Linked DNA regions of Homo sapiens: all the other regions are linked to region 1. Evidence: chromatin contacts called from ENCODE Hi-C or POLR2A ChIA-PET data. All regions are on one chromosome and are shown on one strand. The core of a region is the stretch at or near the end of the contact, and the rest is flanking DNA. Distances in the headings are between cores, read along the strand shown. Region 1 holds the start of PSMB7 (proteasome 20S subunit beta 7). Region 2 holds the start of GAPVD1 (GTPase activating protein and VPS9 domains 1). Region 3 holds the start of HSPA5-DT (HSPA5 divergent transcript). Region 4 holds the start of GOLGA1 (golgin A1).

Region 1 (7,861 bases), core at 3,356-5,855:
GAAGGGAACAGTGAAGTGAGCCAGGCAGAGAAAGTGACAGAGCACCCACTCCCACTTCTAAGGCAACAACCACCAATGAGTTCCCGAAGATTACGGCCACATGTTTCCAATGTTTTCAAAAGACAGAAATCTAGACTTTTTTTTTTTCTTTTTTTTTGAGACGGAGTCTTCTTCTGTCACCCAGGCTAGAGTGCAGTGGCGTGATCTTGGCTCACGGCAACCTCCACCTTCCAGGTTCAAGCGATTCTCCTGTCTCAGCCTCCCAAGTAGCTGGGATTACAGGCAAGCGCCACCATGCCCGGCTATTTTTGTACTTTTAGTAGAGATGTTTCACCATGTTGGCCAGGCTGGTCTCGAACTCCTTACCTCAGGTGATCCGCCAACCTTGGCCTCCCAAAGTGCTGGGATTACAGGCGTGTGCCACCGTGCCAAGCCAAAATCTAGACTTTTAATTCAAATCTCCCCATTTACAATTGTTAGCCACTATTTAAAAAGAAAAAAAGGCCATATGACCCAAACAAATTTCCCTACAAGCTGATGGCCTATGAGCCACCAGTTTAAAATCTTTACTGTCTATCCGTGCTCCCCTTTAATTCTCACAACCACCCCACTAGGGGCAGGTATTATGATATCCATTCTACACAGAAGGAAAAAGGCAAAGAATTTGTTAAAGGTAAGGCAAGTCCCAAAAGGAGAAGCCAGTATTCCAACCCAAGACTAAATGCCCAGGCTACTTCTCCTAAAATCACTGCCTCTCTTATGAGAAGCAAATGAGAAAACACACTTTGAAAACTGCCAAGACCCATACAAACATAAAGTAATGACGCAATTATTAAAGGAGAAAGAGAAACAAAACTACTAATATGAGCTGTGAGTCAGCAGAGAATGAAGGTCAGGTCAGGCAAGCTACTGCACCTCTTTAAACCTCAATTTCTTCACTTACAAATAGGAGACGCTAATAGTCCCTATCTCAGAGTTAAAAGGATGAAATCGTGCATAAAGCGCTTTAGCATAGGTCCTGGAACAGAGTAAGAGGTAGATAAAGGTTGGTTAATATTAATATTATCATACCCACTGACAGCCAATTATAAATATCACTTTTCATTCACTGTTATTTTGCCCCTAAAGGGAGGGGGTGGGGGGAAGGAGAGACAATCATTTGGGTTTGTGTTTATGGGGAGGAGAGAGTAGTTTCACAAGACAACTTGATAGTTCCTCCAGCTATAACTTTCTTACCGTGAACAAAAAAGTTTCTCTTATCCAGTAATATCCCTATGCTCCAGGAAATGACTCAACTGGTGACATGTGATTTACTCATGAAAAAAATCAGGCCCCAGAAATTCAAATGCACCATCAAAAACCATTTAAAATGGCTCTTTAATATAACAACTGATTTCCGGAACAAAATGTGTATTTCTGAATGTGTTTTTGCTACTTTCCAGGCTTCTCTTGGCTGAAAAAAATCTAAGATATGAGAAGAAGATACTAGTAGGAATCCCCATTCTGGAAACTTACCTGAAAAGCATCTGCTTCAGCATCCGATTGGCTGTCACAACTCTGGGAAGACGGCCAGTGGAGAGGGAGTGGAGCTCCAGGTTGGAAGAAATGAGCTGGGTTGTCATGTCTGTGTCTGCAGCTGTCCCAGCACCACAACAACTGAAAAATCCAATTAGAAACTTAGCTGAAATCCAATTACCAGAGGGCTCAATTAGAAGTAATGGGTTCTTGGATAACTTCCATGAAGTTCAGGTACAGAGAGATGTTTTTGAGTATATCTATGCTGTAACTTCTCTGTTTAGTCAACCTTAAATAAACAGAAAATTGAGAATATGCATCTAGTTATATGCAAATACATTATCTATGGCCCAATGGAACACATGAAATTATTGGTTTCTGTGATAACAGTGTGTGCATTCCATTAATGCTACAAATATATCCAAGTTGTACAGAAGTGCCAGGTGTGTTAACTCTTGCAATTCAACATCTACCAAGTATTTACTATCAGATACCAGTAATTACACTAAGCACTGGGAATAAAGAAAATATGAGAGGCCTTGTGCTCAAAGTTGAGTGTAAGATACACAAGAAGACAAAAATTATAACACATAATTTAATACACAGTAATAGCATAGGTACAAAATCCTACGGGAAACCGGAGGAGAAGGTAATTGATTCTGATCATTAAGAAAAGGTTTCAGGCTGGGCATGATGGCTCATGCCTGTAATCCCAGCACTATGTGAGACCCAGGCGGGAGGATCACTTGAGGCCAGAAGATCAAGATCAGCCAGGGCAACATAGTGTGACCGCATCTCTCCCAAAAAAAAAAAAAAAAAAAAAAGAACGAAAAAAATGTTTAAAAAAAGGAAAAGGTTATATATGAGCTGGAATAAAAACACTCTACAAGCAGAGAAGGCAGAGTTTCTAAATAGAATCTCACATAAGCAACGGTAGAATAGCTTGGAGATGAGGGAAATAGGGACAGTTCAGACGTAACTGGAGCACAGGGTGATGGCAACTGAAAAAGACGCTTGAAGGGTAGGCTTTCTATGAGACTGTGCAAGGCCACAGAATTTTGATTTTTATCCTAAAAGCCATGTGGAAATGTGACAAGTCTCTTGAAAAGCTTTTTAAGAAAGGGATGCCATCAGATCTATGTTTTACAAAATCCAGTATGGCAGAAGAGTGAACAATAGGATGCCTAAGAGAGGCCAATTAAATGGTAACTGCAATAGTCCAGCTAAGAAAAAAGAACCTCTATGGTTCAAGTTAATGTTTGAAAAAAAGAAAAAGAAAAAAGAACCCAAACTAGAGCCTTAGCAAAGGAAAGGATAGGAGGGAATGGATTCAAGAGGCACAGAGAGGGCAAAACTGGCCACCAATTCAATTGGAGACTGAAGCAAAGAGAGGACTTGAAGTTACTGGCTTAGGTAACAGGTGGCTGGAAATGCCATTTAAGGGAGACAGAAAATACAGGTTGAAAAACAGGTTTTAGTAAGGAGCACAGGAAGGTCAATTTTTAGCCCTGACATGTTTGAAAATATAAGAGTTATTCAAACGAATCAATACTTACTAAATATTAGGAGATATGAAGTGTATTTTTGAACAGTTCTTGTCAGCAACAACCATCCCTTCAGTTGCTCTTGTATCTGCTCCAAGAACTATGCCATCCTATTAAAAAAAAAAGTTTTTAAACAATTTTACAAATATAAGCCAACCGCAACTCTCTATTCTACTTTAGGGAATACTATGTTGGCCATACCACATGCTCCCCTAATCTCAAAACGCCAGCCAAAACTCATAGCAAAAATATTGTGCTACACTTTCAGGATTTAAGAAAAGGTTTCTTAGTAAATGCTACTAATTGAATCCTGAGTAGGTAAGAATTATTCCCATTTTCAAGTGAGGCTCAGGTGTCGGGTAAATTCCTTGTAAATCAGAGCTAATCTGGAAAAAACCTGGATTAAGACTCAGGAATCTTTCCATTAAATTAGCCATCACTATCAATTTCCTTTTAAAACATGTTGCTTTTCTTTAAAACATGTTGCACAGGTAATCATTATCCCTTTTGACGTTTCCAACAATTTAAGGCAGGAGTTATCTCCATTTGATGCATCTGAAGGTGTCCCTGTGAGAAGGAAAGTGAGCTGCCAGAAGTTGGAATCAGCACTATAGAGTTCAAAGGTGAGACAGACCTGTCTGACCCCAAATCTCGTGATCTCCCATCACATACTTCAGCTTCCTAAACTAGTAATTAAGAAGCTAACTGACCTGTTTAAAAAAAAAAAAAAGAAAGAAAGAAAAAACCTCAGCAAAGTGAGGAAAGAACATAAACTGTTAAGAAGCACACAAAACCTGACAAAAGCAGTCGCTCCTGAAAGACGGTCTCCTGATGTATTCTATAGCATTTGCCTTTCCAGACCGAGCCGGGAGAGACACCGGAAGCCAAGTGTTCTGATTCCTGTTGCCGGTTCAGTCACTGCTGCTCTTAGCCTAACCCGGCTTACCTTATAGACCACCCCAGCGATGGTCGTGCCAGTTTTCCGGACCTTTGGAAGCTTGTATCCCCTCTTTGCAAAATCGGCTTCCAAGACGGCATTCCTAAGAGCAAATGAGAGAATCAAGTGTTGAAGGGCAGGACCACATCGCACAGCACTGGCATGAAAAGTGCCTAACAGAGAACTCAGGAAAGCTGCTACTTGTTTTCACGCCCATCTGTTTAATGAATCCTCCCACCATCAGCACTGTTCTCCCGTTTTCCAACGAAGACAGTCTTACAAAGGGGCCGTGACGTGCCTTAGGAGACGGAGATAAACGGTGGCCGAGTGCGCTGGGAAGGTGGGAGAGCAGACCCGGCTTCAGGAGAAACCCACGCCCAGGCCCTGATTCCCCTGAGTCACACTAGCCGCGGGCCACAGGCCCCGCCATGAATTCTTCCCTCAGAATTCTCGTATCACACCTTGGCCCAGCTCCCACCCGAGCACCGCACTCTTCTCCCTCCCTGAACCAAGCCCCAAGCAAGGCGGCACCTGCGGCAGTTATCAAAAGAGAAGCCTCCAACTGGTGGAGCATACACCGACACAGCCGCCATCTTCCCAAGAAAGCAGTTCCGGGTCGGAGGCGGGTGCAAACAAAAAGAGCCGAGCACTTCCGGCGTCGCTGGCAACGGGGGCTGAAGGGGCGGGGCAAACGCCGCACTAGAACGATTGATCTTAGAGATTCTGGTTCCTAGAGAGGCCAGAGATGTTTGAAGTATATCGCCCCAAGTGGCACGGAGGAGAAAGTGACACCCGGAACCGGGAAAGGACTTGTCCAAGGTGAACGCACCAGCGACCAGGTCTCCTGCCGCTCAGACTGGACTTGTTTCTACCGTTAATTTGGTTCTGCGGTGCTTCAGAGACAGACAGACCCAAGTCCCAGGCACAGCCCCACCACCCCCTTGCGTTAAGCAAGTCTCTTCAACTCTCTGAATCTGTTTCCTCCGCTATCAGATGGAGATTACAACCTAGCTCAAAAGGCTGCTGTAGAATGGCCATTAAGTCTGTGAAAAGAGGCTCAACATGATTAGTCATAGGGTGAATGCAAAGCACGACCACAGTGAGATCCCACTTCGCACCCGCTAGGATGGCCATAAACAAAAAGACAGAAAAGCGCAAGGGTTGCGAGAGTGTGGAGAAATTGGAACCCGAATACACGGCTGGTGAGAATGCAAAACGGTGCGGCTGCTCCGGAAAACAATTTGGCAGTTCCCCAAAAAGTATTATCCTCTTAGATACGCACCCGAGAGGGTTGAAGACATGTATTCACAAAAACTTCTACAAAGGTGAGGTAGAAGGCAGGCCTCCATTCAGAGATGGGGCTGAGATACCTGACCAAATTGAGGACTAGCTAAAACAGGGCCTGGACGGAAGCTGTCTTCCCTAAGACTCGCTCACCAGCCAGCCAAGTCAGTTTACCGTTGCCATGGCAACACTCGTGAGTTACCGCCCCTTTCCATGGCAGTGGCACCATAAACCAAAAGTTACTACCCCTTCCCTAGAAATGCCTGCATAAACCACCCCTTAATCTGCATGTAATTAAAAGTGTGTATAAATATGACAGCAAAACTGCCCTGACACTCTGCCTAAGAGGGTAACCCTGCTCTGCAGGAGCAGTCATGGAGCTGTAACGCCGCCACTTCAATAAAGCCGTTTTCTTCTGCCTCTAACTTGCCCTTGAATTCTTTCTTGGGCAAAGCCAAGAACCCTTGTGGGCTCAGCCGCACTTTGGGGCTTACCTGCCCTGCGTCAAAAGGGGTCTCATTGGCTGGGCGCGGTGTCTCACGCCTGTAATCCCAGCACTTTGGGAGGCCGAGGTGGGCGGATCATGAGGTCAGGAGATTGAGACCATCCTGGCTAACACGGTGAAACTCCGTCTTTACTAAAAATACAAAAACTTAGCCAGACGTGGTGGTGGGCACCTGTAGTCCCAGCTAGTCAGGAGGCCGAGGCAGGAGAATAGCTCGAACCAGGGAGGCAGAAGTTGCAGTGAGCTGAGATCACGCCACTGCACTCCAGCCTGGGCAACAGAGCAGAGACTCCGTCTCAAAAAAAAAAGCGAGGGGGGGGTCTCATTATTCACAATAGCCAAATAATGGAAACAAATGTCCATCCACTGATGAATGGATAAACAAAATATGGTAAATTCATTTAATGGAATATTATTAGACCATAAAGAAGTCTGAAGCACAGATACATGTTACAACAGGGATGGACCTTAAAAATATACTGAGGGAAAGAAGCCAGGCACAAAAGGCCACATAGTGTATCATTCCATGTATGTGAAGTGTTCTTAATAGGCAAATCCACAGACAGAAAGTAGATGTTTGGTTGCTAAGGGTTAGGGGAGGAGGAGAGAATGGATAGGACTGTTTAGTGGGCGCAGAGTTTTTGGAAAATGATGAAAATATTCTGGAATTACATAGTGGTATTGGTTGCACGATATTATGAATACACTAAAAACCACTGAGTTGCACACTTTAAAATGGTTAAAATGGTGACTTCTACGTTAGGTGAATTTTATTTTATTTTATTTTATTTTATTTATTTATTTATTTTTTTGAGACTCGGTCTCCCTCTATCACCCAGGCTGGAGTGCAGTGGCATGATCTCAGCTCACTGCAACCTCCACCTCCTGGGTTCAAGTGATTCTCATGCCTCAGCCTCCCAAGTAGCTGGGATTACAGGCATATGCCACCACGCCTGACTAATTTTTGTATTTTTAGTAGAGACAGGGTTTCACCATGTTGGCCAGGCTGGTCTCGAACTCCAGACCTCAAGTGATCTGCCCACCTCAGCCTCCCAAAGTGCTGGGATTACAGGCATGAGCCACAATGCCTTGCCAGTGAATTTCATTTTAATAAGGCTATTGTGAGTATTAAACATTGTACATGAAGACCATCTATCTTAGCATGTAGAAGCTTCTTATAAATAGTTATTATTAATAATACATTCATTTCATCCTGTCAACAAACCTAAGAGATAATTATGTAATTCAACTCATTTTACTGAGGGAATTGAAGGCTCCTTTTACAGCCTGAATGACTGTGGAATGAATTAATTTATTCACTCAACAAATATTTATTGAGCTCCCATTATGCGTCAGACATGGTTCTAGGTGCAAATGAATGAATGAAGCACCTAGAACCAGTGTCTATCACAACTGTGTGTTTAATAAACATTTGTCAAAGGTTGAATTCCCTTTCGTTACCTCTGAGTTTTCCGTTGAAATTAGGGAAATAAATTCATATTCTGCAGTTCTAGCCCCTAGTAACTCAGTAGCTGACCTTACTTGGAAGTATTCCAAATGAATTGAATTTGATTTGATATTACAGAGGTAATCAAGTTAAAAATGAGGTCACTAGGCCCTAATCCAACAGGACTGGCGTCCTTATAAAAATTGGAAATTTGGGTCGGGCATGGTGTCTCACACCTGTAATCCCAACACTTTGGGAGGCCAAGGCAGGTGGATCACTTGAGATCAGGCGTTCAAGACCAGCCTAGCCAACATGGTGAAACCACGTCTCTACTAAAAATACAAAAATTAGCTGGGCATTGTGGTGGGCGCCTGTAATCCCAGCTACTCAAGAGGCTGAGGCAGGGGAATCACTCGAACCTGGGAGGAGGAGGTTGCAGTGAGCCAAAATCATGCCACTGCACTCCAACCTGGGCAACAGAGAAAGACTCTGTCTAAAAAAAAAAAAAAAAATTGGCAATTTGGAGACAGACATGCACACAGGGAGAACCCCATATGAAGATGAAGGTAGACACTGGAGTGATGATCCTATGGGCCAAGGAATGCCAAAAGTTGCCATCAAACCACCAG
Region 2 (7,861 bases), core at 2,173-4,672, 850 kb after region 1:
TGAGGCATGAGGATCCCTTGAGCCCTCACGATAGCACCTGTGAATAGTTACTGCATTCTAGCCTGGGCAACATAGCAAGACCTATTTCTAAAATAAAAATGTAGACAAATTATTACATTCTAGGCAGTACGCCCAGTGGTGAATAAGATGGAGTCTGCGCCCTCAGGGACTATGTGTTGGTTTAAATTTTCACCTCAAGTTAACATTTGTGATTCAATATAAGTGATGAAGTTTGGGGGCCTTTGAGGGACCTGGGGATAAAGTGTTTTTTTGTCCAGAAATACTTGCCAGAGGCCCCTTAAATCACTTGGCCATAGCATCTGCTTTCTTGGCTTACTTCTAAGACTGGCTGTGTACACATAGAAGGAAAAAGAACATTAAAAAAAATGTTTTGCGATTCTAAGGCAGAGTAGTTTAATAGAGTATGGAGTTGGGAGGCTGAAGAACTAAACTCTACACAAGGTCCAGTATGAATTTTGTGACCATGAACAAGTAACTTCATATCCTTCTATGTCAGGGAAGACTGAGTTGTGTATGGAAAGAAAGGGGCTTTGGACAGAGTTTACTGTGTATTCATCCATTCATTTAAAAAACAAAAAACAAACATTACATTCTAGGCAGTATGCCAGGTTCTAGGGAGACAGTGATCTGCCCTCAGTGAGTACTACTTATTGATTTTGAGCAAATTTTCACCTCTTGAGTTTACTTTCCCATTTGTAAAAGGGATGAAAATAATACCTATTCCATATTTCCCAAGAATCACTGTTGTAGTGATCCATAGTTCTAGCAGGAGATTTGAATTCCTTGAGTGTGCTGACTGGAAAAAAAAAAGAAAATTGCTTGTTAGTTCAAGTTCTTCATTTGTAGGTGACAGAACAGGGCTCAGAAGATTAACTGACCATTCTAGTTCCTTTTTTACTTCTCACATGCAATGCAGCTTCCCTGAAGATTCTTTTGCAACTTTTGGGGCCTCTCCTTCCCTTCCTCCCTGGCCTGGGTGCTCCAGCCTACCCAGACGCAGTGTTCCAGAGCCCACTGTGAATGTGGTTTTGCTAAGGCTGAGTTCTTCCTTAGCAGTCCACGAATGCCATCTCTTGTCTTGAAATCCAGCCATCCAGTAACTCCTAACTGTCACCTCTTCCATAAGGTCATGAACCCTCAACTTGAAAAGGCCATTCTCTCTGAGAATCTCAGAATGCTTTGTACCTTGGCTTATTATGATGATCCTTAATCTGTGGCAGTTTCATCCTACCCTAGATTGTAAATTGTATCCTCTTGCTTATTTCTTTTCTTTTTTTTTTTTTCTTGAGACAGAGTCTCGCTCTGTCGCCCAGGCTGGAGTGCAGTGGCACGATCTCCACTCACTGCAAGCTCCGTCTCCCGGGTTCACGCCATTCTCCTGCCTCAGCCTCCCGTGTAGCTGGGACTACAGGCGCCTGCCACCATGCCCGGCTAATTTTTTGTATTTTTAGTAGAGACAGGTTTCTACCGTGTTAGCCAGGATGGTCTCGATCTCCTGACCTCATGATCCGCCCACCTCGGCCTCCCAAAGTGCTGGGATTACAGGCGTGAGCCACTGCGCCCGGCCTCCTCTTGCTTATTTCATGCCAGCGGTGCATTGAGTAATGTCTTGTAACAGAGCTGATTGAATTCCTGAATGAGTTGAATGGCAGCACGATAGCAATAACATCTGACCAGCCTACCATAGGTGGTTCTATTACTACCTATGTAGTCATAAAACAAGGCAATAAATATGAAGCAATTCTGTCAATGTTGTTGTTGCTGTTTTGTTTTGAGACAGGTTTCACTCTGCTGCCCAGGATGGAGTTCAGTGGCATGATCACAGCTCACTGCAGCCTTGACCTTTTTGGGCTTGGTGATCCTCCCACTTCAGCCTCCCTAGTAGCTGGGACTACAGGTGCAAGCCACCATGCCTCGCTGATTTTTGTATTTTTTGTAGAGTTGGGGTTTCACTATGTTGCTCAGGCTGGTCTTGAACTTCTGGGCTCAAGCAATCCTCCTGCCTTGGCCTCGCAAAGTGCTAGGATTATAGGCATATGCCACCATGCCCCTAAAGGTGACATCAAGAGAGGTGAGTAGATAGAAAGCAGTTTGGGAGTTGATTGACATTTGAAATAGCTGGGGAAATGATTATTACTTTTTTCCTTTTTTTGCCTGGAGACTCCCAGTATTGGAGGATATAATCATTGTTCTCAATTTTTTGAAGATCTGTCAAGTGGAAGACATTCTGTATTGCTCCAGGCAGCCTAACTACCAGCAATGGAAGGAAATAAAGGGAAACAGATTTCAGCTCAGCAGGAGGCAGAACTTTCTAACATTTAGAGCTGTCCAACAGTGGAGCAGGCTGCATTACTTGAGGGAGTGAGCTCCCTGAAATTTGAACTGTTGAACAGGAAGATGACCATCTGGCTGAATGTACAGGAGGGAATTCCTGCCTGGGCAACAGTTGCACTAGTGACCTTTAAGCAGGTATCTTCCAATTTTAAGGTTTCTAGACTGTTCAACTCAGCTAACTTGACCTCTGAATATATGAGTTATGGTGTTACAAAAATTATTAGACAGTTCATTTATTGACTTACCTAAAATAACTGCATGGTGAAGTTTATGATAAGCAAGATTTTAGAAACTGAGAAGTGGGAAGGCAGGTTTTACACTGAAAATCCAGATACCATCCAAACCAATTAATGGCACTTAGAACAAAAGGGAAGGGAGGGGCCGGCAGCGGTGGCTCACGCCTGTAATCCCAGCACTTTGGGAGGCCGAGGCGGGCGGATCACGAGGTCAGGAGATCGAGACCATCCTGGCTAACACGGTGAAACCTCGTCTCTACTAAAAATCAAAAAATTAGCCGGGCGTGGTGGCGGGCGCTTGTAGTTCCAGCTACTTGGGAGGCTGAGGCGGGAGAATGGCGTGAACCCGGGAGGCGGAGCTTGCAGTGAGCCGAGATTGAGCCACTGCACTCCAGCCTGGGCGACAGAGCCAGACTCCGTCTCGAAAAAAAAAAAAAAAGGGAAGGGAGGTTTGTAAGTAGTGTGTGCGTACGTGTGAGAGAGAAACAGAGAAGAGAGAGAGTCATTCATGCGAATAATGTGTCCTGGGCAACTGAGCGTTGTCACAGAAAGCATAAAACGCTCTACATTTTTGCTTTACACATACTTGCTCAGTCGGATTCTTCACGTCCAGCATTACTGCAGGCGGAAACCAGGGCCCAGGCCTGGTGAACAGCCTTCCGGAAGACGATTCCGGACCCGGACACCCACGACAGCCTCAGGGGGCAGCTGACCTAGGGCTGCCTAAGGCGGAAGTGGGAGCCCCTAGCCGCCCGGGCGGAACTACAGCTCCCAGAGGCCCCCGCGGCGCTGCGCACGCGCGCTGGCGTGGCGGCAGCGCCGCTGCAGGACGCAGGGAAGCCAACAGGCGAGTGGCGAAGGTGGCGGCAGCGGCGGCGGGGGCAGTCACCGGCTAGGGCGACGGCTCCGAGGCCGAGTGGCGGTCCGACAGAGTCCTCCGTGTCCTCCCCCGCATGACCCCCTTGGTGAGTACGCGTCCCGATTTAGTCCGCGGGCTGTGAGCGGCTCCCTGCCTCGCGGCCGGGTTGCTCCGGCCTAGGGCCGCAGCCTGTCTCTGACTGCCCGGCCGTCAGGTCCAACTGACCCCGGGGTCCTGGGCTCTTCCCGTCAGTGTCGGGCGAGGTGGGGGTCGGGGGACACTGGGTTAGACCCAGGGGAGAGATGTGGCGGCGCGCAGGAGCCAGGGCGGCCTGGGGCTGAGGAGAGGGAGAGACGCGTGGGGGATGGGATGGGAAGGGACAGGAGGACCGCGGGGCGGCCTCGGGTGGGGGCCAGAGACGAGAGGCCCGGCAGGTAGGGAACTGAGTATAGGAGGCGAGAACGAAATGGAATGTCTTCTGAGTGTCGCTGATAAAGATATCGTGCTGCAGGGAAGCTTGACAAGCTGGACACACGGGTCTGGGGGCAGCCCACCTAACACAGACACTCACTGTACTTGGCATCTTTCCACTTGCTGTCGGAGGTCTGAAAGTGAGGGAGCTGTTGGTTGTTTCCATCCCTTTTCTTTTAACTTCACCTTTTATTGACTGGCAAAATTGTAGTGAGTGCTGGCTAGGCAAACCACAGAAGTACACCCAGGGTTCTGTGTATAAATGTGCATAAAAACAGGGAGACATAGTGATAGGTTCAGATGAGAACTAGGTCAAAGGAGGAATCAGTGTTTTTATTTTTAAATTTATGACGAAAATCAGTTCTGAGCAGGACTTTGAACTAGAGAGGGGTTTTAAACTGGAGTTCATTGATGGATAGAATTAGAAGGGTCCTTTCACTAGAAGGAGGATAAAATGACATCATTATTTTTATTGACTGCTAACTGAAACTTATTATTTCCTTCAGTTACGAATGTGGACAACAAGCCAGAGTAGCATTAGCAGCGCCTATGACTTTGTGATCAATAAAAATTACGGATATTTTTGCATCATGTTTACAGTTGCAGATAGCTCAGAATATCATTTATGGTTAACACTTCTTTGAATTTCTGGTGTTACTAGACCCGCCGTTAGACATTGTTATTTAATGTGATAATAAGGCTGTACATATATTATGACCATATTAGTTTGTTGTTTTGCTAATATTTCCATATAATTGGTTTCCCTTGTAATCACATGTATTTAATTATGCACTTAAAAGAAATCTGAGAAAGGGACCATAGGCTTCACCAAACTGCCAATGAGGTCCGTGCACAAAAAGATTAAGAACTCCTGAAATAATTTGGGAGGCCGAGGCGGGCGGATCATTGAGGTCAAGAGATCGAGACCATCCTGGCCAACATGGTGAAACCCCATCTCTACTAAAAATACAAAAATTAGTTGGGTGTGGTGGCCCATGCCTGTAATCCCAGCTACTTGGGAGGCTGAGGCAAGAGAATCACTTGAGCCCGGGAGGTGGATATTGCAGTGAGCCAAGATCACGCCACTGCACTCCAGCCTGGCAACAGAGCGAGACTCCGTCTCAAAAAACAAAACAAAACAAAAAAACTCCTGAAATAGAAATAAGGTTTTTTGGATTTATAAGTCTACTTAGAAGAACTGTTGTTTTTTTTTTTTTGGTTGTAAGTTTATTCAATGCAAAAGAATCCTCTCCAATTTTACTGAGGTGGCTGACCACGTCCACGACCAAATCCGTCTCAACTGGAATTTGGCTGCTGACCCAGCCCCAGCCTCAGCTTTCTTGTCGGCACTAAGTGGCACAGCACTCCATCTGTAGGTATGTCTGTCAGCACTCCATCTGTAGGTATGTCTGTCAGCTTCCCCTCTTGTGAGTCTCGCAGGTCACTCACCCTCCAGACCTTTAGGCTGAGGCCTGCCGGTCTCTGGACAGCTATGGCGTAGGGTAGCAGGTACAGTCTCCGGGGGGCAGATGAAGGTAATCCCGGAGATACTGGATACCCTCATTGGTAAGGTACCAGTAGAAATGTCTCCAGGCAAACTGTTCCTTCATGTAGCCTTGAGACTTGAGAGACTGCATGGCCTTCATGACATGAAGGTTGGGCACGTTCTTGTCTGCCAGCTCTGGGTGCTTAGGCATGTGGACATCCTTCTTGGCCACCATGACTCCCTCCTTAAAAAGGAGTTCATAAATGGCAATCTGGTTCTTTAGAAGAACATTTGAATCATTGAAGGCAGACAGGATGACAGTGTAGACGAAAGAGAATTTCATAATCAGGGAGATAAAAAATTTGGATGGGATCAGGGTAGTCTTTTGTTTTGTTTTGTTTTGAGACGGAGTCTGGCTCTGTTGCCTAGGCTGGAGTGCAGTGGCATGATCTCCGCTCACTGCGACCTCAGCTTCCTGGGTTCAAGCGATTCTTGTGCCTCAGCTTCCTGAGTAGCTGGGACTACAGACACCAGCCACCACGCCTGGATAATTTTTATATTTTTAGTAGAGGCAAGGTTTCACCATGTTGGTCAGGCTGGTCTCAAAGTCCTGACCTCAGGTGATCTGCCTGCCTCGGACTCCCAAAGTGCTGGGATTACTGATGTGAGCCACCGCGTCCTGCCCAGAGTAGTCATTTTGAAAGAATAGACCATAGATATTTCATTCAGGGTAATGGGGAATGAACAAAATAATCGGAAGAAGAAAGAAAAGTGAATATGTTGGCCTTTAAATTTTTGTATTAAGGCACCTCCCCACTTCCAAGGGATTGCAGCTCTGTAAGCTCTAATGTAAGCCTGAGAAAAGAAATTTTACTGTTTGCTGGTTTTCTTTAAATCATGGAGGTGGATTTTTTTTTTTTTTTTCTGAGATGGAGTCTCAGGCTGTCGCCCAGGCTGGAGTGCAGTGGCGCGATCTCAGCTCACTGCAAGCTCTGCCTACCGGGTTCATGCCATTCTCCTGCCTCAGCCTCCCAGGTAGCTGGGACTACAGGTGCTGCCACCATGCCTGGCTAATTTTTGTATTTTTAGTAGAAACGGGGTTTCACCATGTTGGTCAGGCTGGCCTCGAACCTCCTGACCTTAAGTGATCTGCCCGCCTTGGCCCCCCAGAGTGCTAGGATTATTGGCGTGAGCCACCGCGCCTGGCCATCTTACATTTTTTAAAAGACAAAAAATTATTTCCCAGCACTATGTTGTGCTTTTGTGAGCATTTGGTTTCATATGGGGACTAATCATTCTTAGTACATGCTGCCATATAGGTTTGATTATTCATCATTTTGTATGAGGTAATAAAAGGGAAAGTCTGTAAGTGAAGTTCTTGTTTTGCTGAGGTTCTTTTACCTTTTACTGTGTGATCCTAGGTTGTTTTATTTCTCTTCATTCTTCTTCCTTCTTTCTTCTTCCTTCTTTTTTTTTGAAACAAGGTCTTGCTGCATTGCCCAGGCTGGACTTGAACTCCTGGACTTGAGTGATCCTCCTGCCTCAGCCTTACCAAGTAGCTAGGACTATAGGTCGGCACCACCACACCTGGCATTGTTTCTTTTTCTGTTCTTCTTTCTGAGAGGGAGTCTTACTTGTCTCCCAGGCTGGAGTGCAGTGGTGTAATCTTGGCTCACTGAAACCTCTGCCTCCCGGGTTCCAGCGATTCTCCTGCCTCAGTCTCCCTCCTGGGCTGGGACTACAGGCGGGTGCCACGATGGCTGGCTAATTTTTGTATTTTTTTGTAGAGACGGGGTTTCACCATATTGGCCAGGCTGGTCTTGAACTCCTGACCTCGTGATCTGCCCACCTCGGCCTCCCATAGTGCTGGGATTACAAGTGTGAGCCACCGCGCCCGGCCAAAAAAAAAATTTCATGTCTGACGATATCAAATGTTGGTGAAGATGTGGCAAAAATGGTAATTTTGAAACTACTGGCCAGGCGTGGTAGCTCATGCCTATAATTTTAGCACTTTTGGAGTTTGAGGGCCACTTGAGTCCTTGAACCCGGGAGTTCAAGACCAGCCTGGGCCTCAAAGTGAGACCCCTGTCTCTATTAAAAAAGAAAAAATTTATAAAAAAAAAAAAAAAAAGAAACTGCTACCGGTTACTGTTAGGAGGAGGAAAAAAAAACTGTTGGTTGAGTGTAAACTGGTATAGCTGCTTTTGAAGACAGTATTTGCAGCCCTTAGTAAAGTTGAAGATAGGCGTACTCTATAATTTCACGTCTATAAGGGATTATGAATGGGAGGTAGTGGCAAAGGGGATGATATCTATAATTTTTTTTTTTTTTTTGAGGTGGAGTTTTGCTCTTGTTGCCCAGGCTGGAGTGCAAATGCGCGATCTCGGCTCACTGCAATCTCCGTCTCCCGGGTTCCAGCATTTCTCCTGCCTCAGCTTCCCGAGCAGCTGGGAT
Region 3 (7,861 bases), core at 2,810-5,309, 830 kb after region 1:
TCCCAGCTATTCGGGAGGCAGAGGTTGCAAGTCATGCCACTGCACCCCAGCCTAGGCGACAGAGCAAGACTCCATTAAAAAAAAAAAAAAAAGAATGCTAAATATCTAATATCAACATTATTCAAATTAAGACCTCCATCTGAAAACAGCAGTTACTTAGTTCCCTAGCCATTTCAATAGGACATATTAAGTCATGTTCTTTTAAAATATGCCATGATAGATAGATCTGGCGTGGTGGCTCACGCCTATAATCCCAGCACTTTGGGAGGTGGAGGCAGGCAGATGACCTGAGGTCAGGAGTTGGAGACCAGCCTGGGAAACATGGTGAAACCCCATCTCTACTAAAAATACAGAAATTAGCCAGGTGTGGTGGTCCACGCCTGTAATCCCAGCTACTCTGGAGGCTGAGGCAGGAGAATCACTTGAACCCGGGAGACAGAATTTGCAGTGAGCCGAGATCGTGCCACTGCAGTCCAGCCTGGGCAACAGAGCAAGACTTCATCTCAAAAAAAAAGCCATGATATTAACAAACTTAAGTAATTACCTTCATAGACCTTGATTGTAACAGTTGGTTGATTATCAGAAGCTGTAGAAAAGATCTGAGACTTCTTGGTAGGCACCACTGTGTTCCTTGGAATCAGTTTGGTCATGACACCTCCCACAGTTTCAATACCAAGTGTAAGGGGACATACATCAAGCAGTACCAGGTCACCTGTAAGGATAAGTTATTTAACTTTTAATTCAAGTTCTCCCTATGAGCTATGTAAAGTTTATCTCTCTAACATTTGGTTAGGTTCTAACACACACATTTTAAAGGCAGTGAATTAAACAGTTGCTAATGATCTTGAGACTACCCCAGTCTTGTCTTCACTTATACCCTTTACTAGCTGTGTGACCTTGTTGCTCATATTCTGGTATTTTCTAAAGCAATAGCTAATGAGTCTTCCATCAAGCTACTGAATCACTAAGAAAGATGCTGCGATGATGACCTACCTGTATCTTGATCACCAGAGAGCACACCAGCCTGGACAGCAGCACCATACGCTACAGCTTCATCTGGGTTTATGCCACGGGATGGTTCCTTGCCATTGAAGAACTCTTTAACCAGTTGCTGAATCTTTGGAATTCGAGTCGAGCCACCAACAAGAACAATTTCATCAATATCAGACTTCTTCAAATCAGAATCTTCCAACACTTTCTGGACGGGCTTCATAGTAGACCGGAACAGATCCTAGAAAAAAGACATGGTTACTGTGATGTCTGTTATCTAAGTATCTAGATGCAATGTCCTGAATTCAGAGTCTAAGGAGATCTCATTAGCAAAGCAGAAAACAAGGAACATACCATGTTGAGCTCTTCAAATTTGGCCCGAGTCAGGGTCTCAGAAAAGTCTTCTCCTTCATAGAAGGACTCAATTTCAATTCTTGCTTGATGCTGAGAAGACAGGGCCCGTTTGGCCTTTTCTACCTCGCGCCGGAGTTTCTGCACAGCTCTATTGTCTTTCCTGACATCTTTGCCCGTCTTCTTTTTGTACAGTTTGATGAAGTGTTCCATGACACGCTGGTCAAAGTCTTCTCCACCCAGATGAGTATCTCCATTAGTGGCCACAACTTCGAAGACACCATTGTCAATGGTGAGAAGAGACACATCGAAGGTTCCGCCACCCAGGTCAAACACCAGGATGTTCTTCTCCCCCTCCCTCTTATCCAGGCCATAAGCAATAGCAGCTGCCGTACTATTAGATTGAAAAAGGGAAAAGTTTTGTCAGTACTTCACATTTCCACTATTTGGCAAATATGCCGTATCCCTGAATTTCATACTTACGGCTCGTTGATGATCCTCATAACATTTAGGCCAGCAATAGTTCCAGCGTCTTTGGTTGCTTGGCGTTGGGCATCATTAAAATAGGCTGGTACAGTAACAACTGCATGGGTAACCTAAAAGGATAAAAGATAATTAAGTGTATTGTCACATAGTTTAACCCTTATTTAAATTACAGTCTGGCCAGGCGGTGGCTTCTGCCTATAATCCCAGCACTTTGGGAGGCTGAGGCAGGAGGATCACCTGAGGGCAGGATTTCAAGACCAGCCTGGGCAATGTGGAGAAACCCTGTCTCTACTGAAAATTAAAAAAAAAAAAAAAAATTAGCCAGGTGTGGTGGTGTGCCTGTAGTTCCAGTTACTTGGGAGGCTGAGGCAGGAGAGCTGCTTGAACCCGGGAGGCAGAGGTTGCAGTGAGCTGAGATCGTGCCACTGCAGTCCAGCCTGGGCAACAGAGCAAGACTCCATCTCAAAAAAAAAAAATTACAGTCAAACCATCACTTTAGTTTTTAAGCCAACTTATTGATGAATACAACATATAAAATTTTATGTCCCTGGAATTGTAAGCATTAAATAATACATGAAAAGTCTATTTTGTTTGGCTTATAGTAAGGGACTCAATAATTAAACCTGACAAGCATGAATACCATTCTGATTAAAATTTTTGAAACCCTTCACGAAGGCTTCTATACATAACAGCCAACCGAGAATACTAATGATCAAAAAATACTTAACATTGTTCTAGAAATATTTACCTTCTTTCCCAAATAAGCCTCAGCGGTTTCTTTCATTTTAGTGAGAACCATGGCAGAAATTTCTTCAGGAGCAAATGTCTTTGTTTGCCCACCTCCAATATCAACTTGAATGTATGGTTTAGTTTTCTTTTCAACCACCTATTTTAAAGAATTATTGTTTTCAGACACAGATACAATGACATCTCAAAGTTTAAAAGACCCACTACCATCCCCACAATTTGGTTTATTTTGGTCCCTTGGGGCTGCAAATTGACTAGAAATACTTCAGGGAGTATAGGTGTCTTACAAAGTTCAGTTTTAATCGGTCTTTTATTCCTAAACTATCGTAGACAGTACGACAGCAACTGTCTTAAGTTTTGTAACATACTAATAGTATTAAAGTTATTACATACATCATGTCTATAACCTTCAACTGTTGTCTCAACACTTTTCCAGAGACTTATAACTCTAAATACTCCCACCACCCACCCGTTCTCTAACTGGATGAGAAAAACCCGGTCGAACCTTGAACGGCAAGAACTTGATGTCCTGCTGCACAGACGGGTCATTCCACGTGCGGCCGATGAGCCGCTTGGCGTCAAAGACCGTGTTCTCGGGGTTGGAGGTGAGCTGGTTCTTGGCGGCATCGCCAATCAGACGTTCCCCTTCAGGAGTGAAGGCGACATAGGACGGCGTGATGCGGTTGCCCTGATCGTTGGCGATGATCTCCACGCGGCCGTTCTTGAACACGCCGACGCTGGCAGAAAAACCCGACAGAGGGACATCAGCACCGCACTTCTCACGCCAGGCCAGGCGGCCACGCCCCGTCCCCCTGCATCCGCAACCCCACTTACCAGGAGTAGGTGGTCCCCAGGTCGATGCCGACCACCGTGCCCACGTCCTCCTTCTTGTCCTCCTCCTCGGCCCGCGCCGCGCTGAGCAGCAGCAGCATCGCGGCCACCAGGGAGAGCTTCATCTTGCCAGCCAGTTGGGCAGCAGCAGGCAGTCCAGCCACAGGCCGTAGCACAGGAGCACAGCGCAATTTCCGACTTGCAGGCGGCAGGGGCCCGGGGTCACAAGGCGCCACGAACCAGGCGAAGGGCAGGTCTAGAAATACAGGCCGCGGCGCTTCCCTCTCACACTCGCGAAACACCCCAATAGGTCAATCTGTCTGTGCTGTCTTGGCCGGCGTCGACCTCACCGTCGCCTACTCGGCTTATATACCCTCCCCCAGCCCCGTCGTGGAGGCCGCCGATTGGTGAAGGCCCTGCTCGTTGGAGGCCGTTCATTGGCCCAGGCCACCAAGCTGGCCGCCGCCGATTCGAAGCGGCCCCCTCCGCAATAAACGTCACTGCTCCGCCCCCCCCAGCTGATTCATTGGCTGCTATTCGTTTCTAACGTTCACCAATGGTAGATAACATCCGCCCCATCCGCTGGTCCCATTGGTTCAGCAGCTGTCTATCTCTCCTGCGACTTCTGACCCCGAGGCATTTCCGCTGGTAACCGCACAAGTCCCGCCTTCACTCCCGGCCCTAGGGGGTCGGAGTAGGTCCAGCAGGAGTGACCCCCCGGGGCTGTGGGATCTGAAACTTTTTCTTCTCTACTGCTTGTTCTCCCTTCCTCCATCCCTCACCCCGAAGCGGGAAGCAGCTTTCTCTTCCCAGCTTCCATCCAGTCTCTGAGTAGACCAGTCGCAGCTTAGATGCTGGGATCGCCTCAGAACACATTTCTTTGCCCTTCACGGCCACTACCGGTATTGGGGTATGCGAGTCTCAGGGCCGTTCGTTGCTCACAGGTCGAGCTGGTCTGGACTCTGTTCGACCACGAATCATGACTCCTTCCTGCCAGTTATGTCCCCTCCGCACCCTTGCCCAGCCATTTTACCAGGCCTCTCCACATTGCGCTGCCCCACGGTAAGTCGCAGGACAAGCCCGGCCAAAGGAATTGCCTCCAGCTCTGAGTCCCCTCCCTACTGTGGCAACCCACTCCAGTGCCAGCCCTCCCACACTGGATGTCTAATTTTTCTAGCTTGCCACCCTTTACTTTCCCCTCCGCTGCCCATCCTTTCCCTCTGGGGCAAAGGTTATCATTTACGGGGCTTTCTCCATCCTTTATTGTTGATACTTTTCTACCTTCATTCCAGGAAAAGGTCTGATGTACACGCAGACAACACATTTGATAGGCGAAAATCGTCTTGATAATGCCTTATTCTTATATAACATCCTGTTGCAAAAAATAATAGAGACCACTATTTGCTGAAAGCCTACCGTGGATTAAGCATTGTTCAGTGTGCTTTTCATGTGTCATTTAGTCTTGACAGTTCAATACTCGGTAGGCATTTCCCGTTTTCCAGATGAGGACATTGAAACTGAAAAAGATTAAATAACTAAACAAGTCACAGAGCTGGTGAGTGATGGAGTTAGGATTGATAACCAGGTGGAGTTCACTCTATTGCCAATACTTTTTTTTTTTTCAAGACGGAGTATCACTCTGTCACGCCCAGGCTGGAGTTCAGTAGTGCAATCTCAGCTCACTGCAACCTCCGCTTCCGGGGTTCAAGCGATTCTCCTGCCTCAGCCTCCTGAGTAGCTGGGATTACAGGCACGCACCACCATGCCTGGCTAATTTTTTTTTTTTTTTTTTTGTGGAGATGAGGTTTCACCATTTTAGCCAGGCTGGTTTCGAACTCCCAACCTCAAGCGATCTGCCCACCTCGGCCTCCCAAAGTGCTGGGATTACAGGTGTGAGACACTGTGCCTGATCTCTTAACTTTAAAACAAAAAATTCATCTGTGGCCGGGCGTGGTGGCTCACGCCTGTAATCCCAACACTTTGGGAGGCCGAGGTGGGCGGATCACGGGGTCAGGAGATCAAGACCATCCGGGGTAACACGATGAAACCCCATCTCTATAAAAATCCAAAAATTAGCTGGGCGTGGTGGTGCATGCCTGTAGTCCCAGCTACTCGGGAGGCTGAGGCAGGAGAATCGCTTGAACCCGGGAGGTGGAGGTTGCAGTGAGCCGAGATCACGTCACTACACTCCAGCCTGGGCAGCAGAGCTAGACTCCATCTCAAAAAAAAAAAAAAAATTCATTTGTTTGAGGAATGTTTTTGGAGGACCTACTATGGAAAGGGCAAAGCTCTGATATGAAATATTTGAGATTCATGGGTATACTGTGTCCAGATACCACTAAAACATCCTAAACACACTTTATTAAGATGTTGAGCCTGTGACTCAGTACTCAAGAATTTTCTTTTTCCTTAGTGCTTCTCAAAGGTTAGACTGGTGACTCAAGAGTTGACTCTGTTCACTACAGAGGTTGCATCATGCATCTCTTTCAGCAGGGCTTGTAATCCTGCGGCAACATTGACCCTTCTTTGGCTTGCATCAGTCCAGCATTAAGATAGAAATCATCATTTGACCACATTACAGCTTCTTTCATTTCAATCAAATGTTTTTATAGTGCAGTCCATTTCCATTAAAAAAAAAAACTCTCCATTTCAGCCTTATCCTTGATTAACAGAGTAACGTTTTGTAACTCTCCTTTTTGTAAAATTTAGAAAAGCGATACATGGCTAACTTCCAAAGGGAATTGAATATATTGTGGTTTCATCTTTTTAAAACCAGACATTTTACATACATTTTCTAGTATATTCCAAAGCACAGTCACTTACGAATAGGAAAGTACATGGTCAAAACTAGCTTGCTGAACATTAAATGCCAAAAATAATATCCAGGTCAAGTTATCAATACTTAACTGTTAGACACTGTGCTAAAGACGTACGTGCATTATCTCTTTTTATCTTTAAGAAAGCAGTTTTTTGTAATCCCAGTATTTTGGGAGGCCGAGGTGGGCGGATCACGAGGTCAAGAGATCGAGACCATCCCGGCCAACATGGTGCCCAGTCTCTACTAAAAATACAAAAATCAGTTGGGTGTAGTGGCGCGCGCCTATAGTCCCAGCTACTGCTACTCAGAGGATGAGGCAGGAAAATCGCTTGAACCTGGGAGGCGGAGGTTCAGTGAGCTGAGATCGCACCACTGCACTCCAGCCTGGCCACAGAACGAGACTCTGTCTCAAAACAAAAACAAAAACAAAAACAAAAAGAAACAAACAAAAAAGCATTTTTTTCTTACCCCTATTTTAGAGTGAAGGAATCTGAAGCCCCAAGAGGTAAAGAAACTTGCCCAGGAGATTGCACACCTAAGATAATGAGCCAGTATTTGAGCCTTGGCAGTTTGATTTTTAACCTCTATAGGTTGTCATCTTGAGCTTCAGATTTATAAGACTTAATTTTGGGTTTCGGCATGGTGGCTCAGATGTGTAATCCCAGCACTTTGGGAGGCCAAGGTGGGTGAATCACTTGAGGTCAGGAGTTCGAGACCAGCCTGGCCAACAGGGCAAAACTCCATCTCTAATAAAAATACAAAATTTGCTGGGCATGGTAGCACACGCCTGTAATCCCAGCTACTCGAGAGGCTGAGGCATGAGAACCACTCGAACCTGGGAGGCGAAAGTCACAGTGAGCCAAGATCGCACCACTGCACTCCAGCCTGGGCAACAGGGTGAGACTGTCTAAAAAGAAAAAAAAAAAACCTTACATTTTGTTTTAGGATATAGAGTAGTCACATATTTTGGGTTTTAAATTTAAAGTTTATAATTTTCATAGATATGGGGTCTAGCTACATTAACCAGGTTGGTCTCAAACTCCTGGCCTCAAGCAATCCTCCCACTTCAGCCTTCCAAAGTGTGGGAATTACAGGAATGAGCCACCACATCCAGCTCCAGTTACACATTTTGTAAATATTTTGATAACAGATGATATGCAAATATAAATTTTTATCCAGAAATTTAAACCAGCCCATTTCACTTGTGCTCCTATGGGTAAGAAAATTGCTTTCCAGGCTGGGCCTGGTGGCTCACACCTGTAATCCCAGCACTATGGGAGGCCGAGGCAGGCGGATAACCTGAGGTCGGGAGTTCGAGACCAGCCTGGTCAAAATGGAAAACCCCGTCTCTACTAAAAATACAAAATTAGCCCAGCGTGGTGGCTCATGCCTGTAATCCCAGCTACTCGAGAGGCTGAGGCAGGAGAATCACTTGAACCCGGGAGGCGGAGGTTGAGGTGAGCTGAGATCATGCCATTGCACTGCAGCCTGGGCAACAAGAGCGAAACTCTCTCTCAAAAAAAAAAAAAATTGCTTTCCATTTCCTACCTGATCTCAGAAAGCTAATTAAGCAGAGGTAAGACTTATTAGGATTGGATGTCATTTAGCTCTTAAATCTTCTTTTGTGGCCATGCGCGG
Region 4 (7,861 bases), core at 2,093-4,592, 530 kb after region 1:
TCTTCATTTTTTGAAATCTTATAGTCACAAATGTATTTTACTAATAAGAAACATATTGTAGGCTGGGCATGGTGGCTCACGCCTGTAATCCCAGCACTTTGGGAGGCCAAGGTGGGCGGATCGCCTGAGCTCAGGAGTTTGAGACCACCCTGGGCAACATGGTAAAAACCTGTCTCTACTAAAATACAAAAAATTAGCCAGGCATGGTGGAACACACCTGTAGTCCCAGCTACTCGGGAGGCTGAGGCACGAGAATTGCTTGAGCCCCAGAGGCAGAGGTTGTGGTGAACCAAGATCAGGCCACTGCACTCCACTTTGGGCTACAGAGCGAGAATCCATCTCAAAAAAAAAAAAAAAAGAAAGAAAAAAGAAAAAAAGCAACATACTGTAATCACTGGGGCCATCTTTCCAACAATCGTCCCAATACAACAATGCACTCTTGCTAACCCCATACCACAACTCAGAGACCTTGTTAAGCAGCAATGACTTAGTTGTTATATAAGTATATATGTCTGCAATGAAAACAGGCCCAGACATTTTCAGAAATGAAATGCAAAAGAAGATGTATAAGGTATATAGACGGAAAAACAGTACAAGAGGACACTGGAGAGAATATGGAGAGGAACTCACAGAAAAATAAGGAAAAAAATATAGAGTACCTTAACATTTACAAACCAAACATTAACAAAAAGGTACCTCAGAGTAAGAAGAATCAGATGTACAGGCTCTTGTACAGCTATAAACCATGAAAGGTATGAAATAATCAAGCAATTTAAAATATTTATTGGAAGAATACCCTGCAAAAGTATCTTTATTTCTTAAGTAAAGGTACTTACAAAGTCATCTCCTGAGTCAGCTCCCATTGAGGCAACTGATTCCTTGCTCACAGACCGTGGGATCCTAGTAGCACCTCCTGGCCTCTGAGCAACAGCAGTCTCTTCTGCAATTTTCTTCTTCAGTTTTGCAAACATGTTTGCTGTGTGGCTATCCTGCACAGATGACGAGCTCTCAGTAGTCCTGGTGCCTGTGTTCAGGATTCAGACAGAGGCGCCTACAAAGTTTCAGACATCCAAGCTAGCTGCATTCCCACTTAAATGTGGGCCAAGGGCTTATGGCAACACAGGATCTACAAATCAGATGAAAGAGACAGTTCAAAAGTTAAACATTGGAAAGATTTCGCATCTGAGTTGTTAAGTTTTAGATTTCAAAACTAAGTTTCATAACTTACATGTACACTTATAGAACACAATTACTAAACATTTAAAAAGCACTCAGGTGCTTCATATGCATATACAGATGAAGAAACCCAGTCTCAAGAAGATGAAGTAACCTACCAAAGATTGTGTGGCTAAGTGGAAGGGCTGGTATTTGAACAGAGGACTCTGATTCACAAATCTCTACGTTTTTTTTTTTTAATTACATGTTGGCTATGACATATAACACACTTGGTAAAATGTCCCAGAGCAGACATCAACATCATATATTCATGACTTAATGATTTCAAATCCTTCCTCCAATAAGCTTAACTACAGTTTAGTGTTCTTTAAGTTGAAGACAAAAATGCATGTAATTCAATTCATATGTAATTCAATATTCAATATGTAATTCAATATGTAAAAGGTGTAATATCCTACTGTTTCAGGATGGTTTGCAATCAACTGTCCAATAGGAAAAGCTGGTAACAGAAAAAAGAAGACACACCAGACAACTCTATTATATAAGTATCTGATATCCTTGAACATTTTCTAGAGACGCTGTGTGGTTTTGAGTTTGATAAAATTACCTCCAATGAGTTTATTTTCTTTCTTTCTTTTTTTTTTTTTTTTTTTTTTTTTTTTTGAGATGGAGTTTCGCTCTTGTTGCCTAAGCTGGAATGCAATGGCACTATCTCGGCTCACCGCAACCTCCACCTCCTGGGTTCAAGCGATTCTCCTGCCTCAGCCTCCCGAGTAGCTGGGATTACAGGAATGCGCCACTATGCCCGGCTTATTTTATATTTTTAGTAGAGACGAGGTTTCTCCGTGTTGGTCAGGCTGGTCTCAAACTCTTGACCTCAGATGATCCACCTGCATTGGCCTCCCAAAGTGCTGGGATTACAGGCATAAGCCACTGCGCCCGGCCTCACAGTTTCTTTTCTTAAGAATGTTTGACATGATATTCAAAGTAAGATTCAAAAACCTTTTCCTCCTAATGGTGTATAAAACACTAATATTCTGGTTCCAACCTTAACTTTCCATGTTTTGTGGAGGATACCTAAGCTCTGCTCTGAGATACACAAATGCCATCTTACCACTTCAGATCCTCCATTAAGGCTGTACAATTCTTCAGAAACTTTACTTTCAATGTGTGTAAACCACTTACTCACCTGGCTTATCTACTAGATTTAAAACAGCTTGGAGGTCAAAGCATTCTGTCCTGCATGAAGACAAAGATAAAATGCATTGGGTATTTCTTTTCAAGTGTATGGCCAAAATGTTGGGTGGGGATAGGGGGAAGAAGTGAAGGAAGAGGAGGGGCAGAAGAAGGATTAAAGGGGGTAAGAAAACCTGTCACAACTCTCAATGGGATACCCTCCCTAACCCTGATCTCCTATGAAATTGTTTTTTGCCTAAGAGCTTCACTTACAAGCGCATAGAACAGAATTGATCACCGCAGCGGGTGCCTAAATTCACTTCTCCCTGGGAGCCCTGAGCAAAACAATTTGAATGAGGTTAAGTTTTCCTGGAGCCAGTATTTATTTCTCAGTTGATTACTACACTCACATACTGTTTACCCGGCCAGACCCTGGGCGTCTGGTCACGGATGTGCACTGACAAAAAGCAAGGCAAAATTGGGTAAAGACAGATGTCTAACCCCCAGGGAGGCAGGCAGGTGCCTGCCACGGCAGTTTGGATCTCACTCCCTCAGGCTACCTCCAGCCCCGCCCGTGCTTTGGACTGTCAAAGAAAGGAAGGATCCAACATCTCTCCCATTTGACAGCAAGGAAACTGAGCCCTAGAGAGGAGGAGCGACTTGTCCAAGGTCGCGCAGGGAGGAATCCCGGAACCCTAGGCTCCAGACTCCCAGGCCGGGGCAGCCCGCCTCCGCCCCCACTCTCACCCTTTCAGCACCCCGGTGCCGCCCCCCGCCTTGGGGCTCGGGCAACCCTGACCGGGCCGCTGTGGGGACAGACCGAGGCCACTGGGAGAATAAGGGGCCTGCTCGCATTCCCGGAGTCCTGGCCCGCGCACCTGCCTCTCTCTGGGAAGCCAGCAAAGCCCCGCCTCCCGGGCCTCTCGTGAGCCCCGGCCCGCGTCACCAACCCCCACCGCCCAGCCGGCGAGCCGAGCAGCGACCCGGAACCGCACGTCTCCCAGCGCGCCGGAAGTGACTGCGCGGTGGGGGGAGGGGGTTGGTCCGACGCGCGCATGCGCCCGTGCGCGGCCTTGGCGGCTACTGTTACCACCTCTGAGCGGCGACTGGGCCGGAACGGCTGGAGTTCTCGGGTGCCCAGCCGGGCGCTCCCTCAGCCCAGTTCGCCACGTCAGCGAGCGGCCAGAGCCACAGATGATGACTGAGTCTCCGAGGCCTCTCGGTCTTTTTCTATTTTAACAGGGGCGCGTGCAGAGCGTGGTAAGTGGGAGGGGCTTCGTGTCAAAAGTAAAAGAACCCAGTCGGTGCCACAGGCCCCGCTGTGCTGTGCTGGCTACAAACCCGGCCGGGGCTGCACTGCTTGGCCAGGCGCCCCCCCGCGCCGCCCGGTCCCGCCGCACCCTAGGCAGCTGCCTTGCCACCGTGTGACCCGGGAAGTCTGCGCCTCCAGCTTCACTCACAAGCCAGTAGCTCCAGAAACTAGTCCTGGGACCTTACACCTTGAGACCAGTTTTTAGACTTTGGCGCCTGTCACCTACTGTAGATGATGCGTTTTATATCGCAACCGAGTACATAACGTCCAGCAGAACCACGTTCTTACTATGTAATGCACTTAAAAACGCTGGTGGCAGCTCACTATATTGGATTAGCTTCACCATCCGCTGCTGGGCCGTCTCCTTTCTGCTTAGGAAGGAAGTTGAAAACATCAAAAGTGCACGGCGCGCGCTTCTGTGGTCCCAGCTACTCGGAAGACCGAGGTGGGAGGATCTCTTGAGACCAGGGCTTCCAGACCAGCCTGGGCACCGTGGCGAGACTCCGTCTCTTTAAATAAATAGCAATCATGCAGGCAGTAGGAAAATAAACAAAAGAGGAAAAACTATCTTGTTCCAAGTCACAGTCCAGGCCGGGCGCGGTGGCTCACTCCTGTAATCCCCACACTTTGAGAAGCCGAGGCGGGTGGTTCACCCGAGGTCAGGAGTTCAGACCAGCCTAACATAGCGAAACCTCGTCTCTACTAAAAATACAAAATTAGCCGGGCATGGTGGCCCATGCCTGTAATCCCAATTACTTGGGAGGCTGAGGCAGGATAATCGCTTGAACCCGGGAGGTGTAGGTTGCAGTGAGTCAAGATCGCGCCATTGCACTCCAGCCTGGGCAACAAGAGCGAAACTCTATCTCAAACAAAAAGTCACGGTCCAAATCAGTACCCTAAGTCAGGTCCCTGAACTCGTCAATGCCAAGCCAGCCATTCCACCTTAAGGAACTCTGGTTCCATCCCCAGACTCAACACAAGCCCAAGAATAAGCAGATTCCACCCAATTCTTCAACAGTCCCTTCCCTCGCGTGTTCCAGTTCTGACCTGCAGGAGCAGGGCAGGGAAAAAACCAAAACCAGGATTCAAACATTGACAAACTAACAAGAAGCATCAACCCCAAGATAGTTCAAAGCCTCTGAGATATTTGAATGAAGCAAACCCTAACAGTTCAGCTGTCAATACCGAAAAAGTACCAAAAACTTTAAGCAAATAATGTTTATTTTTATATTGATGATACACTTAATATATATGTGGATTCAAGGTACAAAATTCATGTACAAGAGTTCACACCTGATGAATGTAGACACATTCCTAGAGAACATTTATCAATGTGAAAATTTCTTTAATACACTGACAACAAAAATCAAATATTCTCTAATCTCGTTATTCAATAAACATCAAAACAACGTTTCAGTTTTCATCCTCTAGTACTGAAGTGCCCTCAAGGTGGTAGGCACTGTATAGCAGGAGAAAACATTGGAAAGCCTACTGAATCCGCTCTGCAGAATCACAGTGTTTACTCTGAAATTCATTTAGTGAAGTAGTGGAAGGCTATCTTTTATGACAAATCACATCTCATACAAGAGTCAAAAGTGATGAACTCAAGAAAATAAAATGTTTCAAGAACTTCTCAATTTCTAAAATCTATGGAGTATTAACCATAACAGACAAAGAAGAAAAAGGCTGCTGGAAAGGAAGAAAAAAACATCCTGTTTAAGAGAACGTATGGCTTAAGCAATTTAGAACACAACTGACAAGACTTTTACAATACCACAAATGTTCAAGTCAAATGATAGTGACAGTATAATTTTCCCCTTAGTCATTGGTAGTAAATAGCCCCTTCAAAATTTATTCTACTGTTAACACATATAAAAACTATGAATCCAAACAGTTTTGCTAACGGGGCTGAGTTGATGGATTTTTTTCTAAAGTATTAACTCACAATATCCAAATATTAATACAAATGAACGACAAGATTGTTTCAAAGATTACAGTGATTTGTGAATAGCTAAATAGGCAACCAAATAGCTTCATTATTTGCACGACAGATTAGCAGCACTTGGATAAGAATTGTTACATGAAAAATATTGTGCTTCAGTCTCTTGAGGAGAGCTAATATAACTCTATAATCCCTATAGTGTTAAAATTCTATAACATTTCAGTTACAGACAAGCACAATTGTTAAAAAGTATTTCACACCACTAGAAAATCGAGTAATTATATCCTCCAAATGAATTACTTCTATGATTTAAACAAGTGCATTTCTGCCTAATAATCAGAATGTAGACAATAAGTTCAGCATTATTTTCAAGGGAAAAAGATCAAACATAACTTATTTTAACTCCTATTTGATTATCTTAACCTTTAGTGATGATTAGAACTTAAAAAAGGGAAACTCAACCTTCCAATGGAAACTGCTCAGAGGAAATAATAAAGTGTCCTGAAATTACAATAATTCTTAGCACAAAGTAAAAAGTGATTTATAACTGCTTCATCTGATTCAATGATTAATGAAATCACTATTTATACTGGTGCTACACAACGAAGATAACCTATATGGATAAGTTATTTTACTTGTAAACTCTACTATGAAAATGTTAGGACTTTGTATTTGCCTTTCCTATTATCTAAGATGTTTCTACCTCAACTGGAAGAATCATCCAAAATCTAAAGGTTTCTCTGATTGTTGAACAGCAAGGTTTATTAAAAATAAGCAAAAAAGTTGGAGAACTAGCCATATGGTCTATGTGGCAAAAGGAATGCATTCAGATAACTATAAAAAGCCACATAAATCAAGTTCTAGATTATTGTACTGAACCATTAGAAGGTCTTTTTAATGATACAGTAACAAGTTAACAAAAACCATTCTTCAGGAAATAGTAATAAAAATTCCTTTTTTTTTTTTTTTTGAGAATGAGTCTTGCTCTGTCACCCAGACTGGAGTGCAATGGCACGATCTCGGCTCACTGCAACCTCCGCCTCCCAGGTTACAAGCAGTTCTCCTGCCTCAGCCTCCCAAGTAGCTGGGATTACAGGCGCACACCACCATGCCTGGCTAATTTTTTTTTTTTTTTTTTTTTTTTTGTATTTTAGTAGCGACAGGGTTTCACTGTATTGCCCAGACTGGTCTCCAACTCCTGAGTAATAAAAATTCTTATTGTGCTAAAACACTAAGCAATTTTTCCTGCAGATTTTTAATTTACCACAGTACATAGTTTTAATTTAGAAAAAAAGCAATTAGTAGCATGCTTCTTTAAGGGTGGAAATAAGCTTTTTAAAAATACAGTGGTTATCCCTCTATGGTTTGGAAGTATTTACTTTTGGGATTCTCATGTATGATCATTTCAAATTTTATACTTATTCATACTGATTTCATGTTTGAGAAAATTTATGGTTCAAATTGTAATGTTTACAAATCTCAACTTTTAATCATGGCAAAGTGGACATTCACAACAGCTTCAGAAGAGAAAAGAAAATCAGTGATATAACAAACATTTAAGTATCATTTACGGCAGCCCTATAAGAAGGCTAGCCATAATTCCCTATTTCATTCTGAAAGTGATATCCTATTAGCTTTCATTCCATAAGCCTAGGAGAAAAGTATAAAACCTAAAATTACCTATGTCTTAAACAATATTACACCTAAAAAGATGATTGTCGTAGTAGACAGACTGGAATTGTCCACCAAAATAGGAAATTGATACCCAATTTATAGTCTATGATGAAATTTAGGCTTGAATAAGTGAGTTTGTAGTTTTAATATAATGTACTTCAAACTATTAAAAAAACTGAGTCTATTGTCCAAGTATGTTTAAACATGGCACTGGTTAAAGTAGTCTGATAACTATTAAAAAGAATTTTTTTTAGGCCGGCCACAGTGGCTCACACCTGTAATCCCAGCACTTTGGGAGGCCGAGGCGGGTGGATCACTTGAGGTCAGGAGTTCGAGACCAACCTGGCCAACATGGTGAAACCCCATCTCTACTAAAAATACAAAATTAGCTGGTCGTGGTGGCACACGCCTGTAATCCCAGCTACTTGGGAGGCTGAGGCAGGAGAATCTCTTGAACCCAGGAGGCGGAGGTTGCAGTGAGCTGAGATCGCGCCATTGCATTCCAGCCTGGGCAACGAGCAAAACTCCATCTCAAAAAAAAAAAAATTATTAATTTTTAAAACCACAAAAGAAATTAACAA

Evidence for each region. Hi-C counts contacts between places; a loop is a spot of excess contacts on that map. ChIA-PET counts read pairs that join two places held with the same protein, here RNA polymerase II (POLR2A). Pooled maps may share reads with other maps.
Region 2: a map of B cell shows a loop between it and region 1 (18-fold over the local background). The contact joins the promoter of GAPVD1 here to the promoter of PSMB7 in region 1. A Hi-C loop is called at or near these places in 2 of 168 maps with a recorded cell type or tissue (B cell and CD4-positive, alpha-beta T cell) and 9 of 50 pooled maps. POLR2A ChIA-PET finds 5 or more read pairs at or near these places in 1 of 52 experiments (activated CD8-positive, alpha-beta memory T cell).
Region 3: a map of mammary epithelial cell shows a loop between it and region 1 (20-fold over the local background). The contact joins the promoter of HSPA5-DT here to the promoter of PSMB7 in region 1. A Hi-C loop is called at or near these places in 2 of 168 maps with a recorded cell type or tissue (CD8-positive, alpha-beta T cell and mammary epithelial cell), 1 of 37 single-sample maps with no recorded cell type and 7 of 50 pooled maps.
Region 4: a loop to region 1 is called in a map of natural killer cell, with 10 times the contacts of the local background. The contact joins the promoter of GOLGA1 here to the promoter of PSMB7 in region 1. A Hi-C loop is called at or near these places in 4 of 168 maps with a recorded cell type or tissue (ascending aorta, naive thymus-derived CD4-positive, alpha-beta T cell, natural killer cell and 1 more), 1 of 37 single-sample maps with no recorded cell type and 14 of 50 pooled maps. POLR2A ChIA-PET finds 5 or more read pairs at or near these places in 1 of 52 experiments (activated naive CD4-positive, alpha-beta T cell).

Annotation. Positions count from the first base shown.
Region 1 is chr9:124,410,837-124,418,697 of GRCh38, forward strand. It overlaps PSMB7 (proteasome 20S subunit beta 7), which reads right to left and starts at 4,606. Exons shown (of 8, transcript NM_002799.4): 1 at 4,528-4,606; 2 at 4,006-4,099; 3 at 3,072-3,169; 4 at 1,516-1,656. The coding sequence starts at 4,589. RefSeq lists enhancers at 805-2,004, 4,513-4,562.
Region 2 is chr9:125,258,404-125,266,264 of GRCh38, forward strand. GAPVD1 (GTPase activating protein and VPS9 domains 1) reads left to right here and starts at 3,423. Exons shown (of 28, transcript NM_001282680.3): 1 at 3,423-3,556. It also overlaps the pseudogene RPS10P17. RefSeq lists silencers at 3,320-3,501, 3,440-3,569.
Region 3 is chr9:125,237,597-125,245,457 of GRCh38, forward strand. It overlaps HSPA5-DT (HSPA5 divergent transcript), which reads left to right and starts at 4,060. Exons shown (of 3, transcript NR_186826.1): 1 at 4,060-4,467. HSPA5 (heat shock protein family A (Hsp70) member 5) reads right to left here and starts at 3,747. Exons shown (of 8, transcript NM_005347.5): 1 at 3,409-3,747; 2 at 3,080-3,311; 3 at 2,576-2,713; 4 at 1,825-1,937; 5 at 1,345-1,735; 6 at 994-1,231; 7 at 545-712. The coding sequence starts at 3,530. RefSeq lists enhancers at 3,156-3,235, 3,377-3,881, 3,774-4,068, 3,882-4,386, 4,036-4,345.
Region 4 is chr9:124,937,741-124,945,601 of GRCh38, forward strand. GOLGA1 (golgin A1) reads right to left here and starts at 3,343. Exons shown (of 23, transcript NM_002077.4): 1 at 3,231-3,343; 2 at 2,366-2,415; 3 at 837-1,126. The coding sequence starts at 971. It overlaps SCAI (suppressor of cancer cell invasion), which reads right to left. Exons shown (of 18, transcript NM_001144877.3): 18 at 4,868-7,861. RefSeq lists enhancers at 2,935-3,435, 3,436-3,936 and silencers at 3,018-3,387, 3,718-3,777.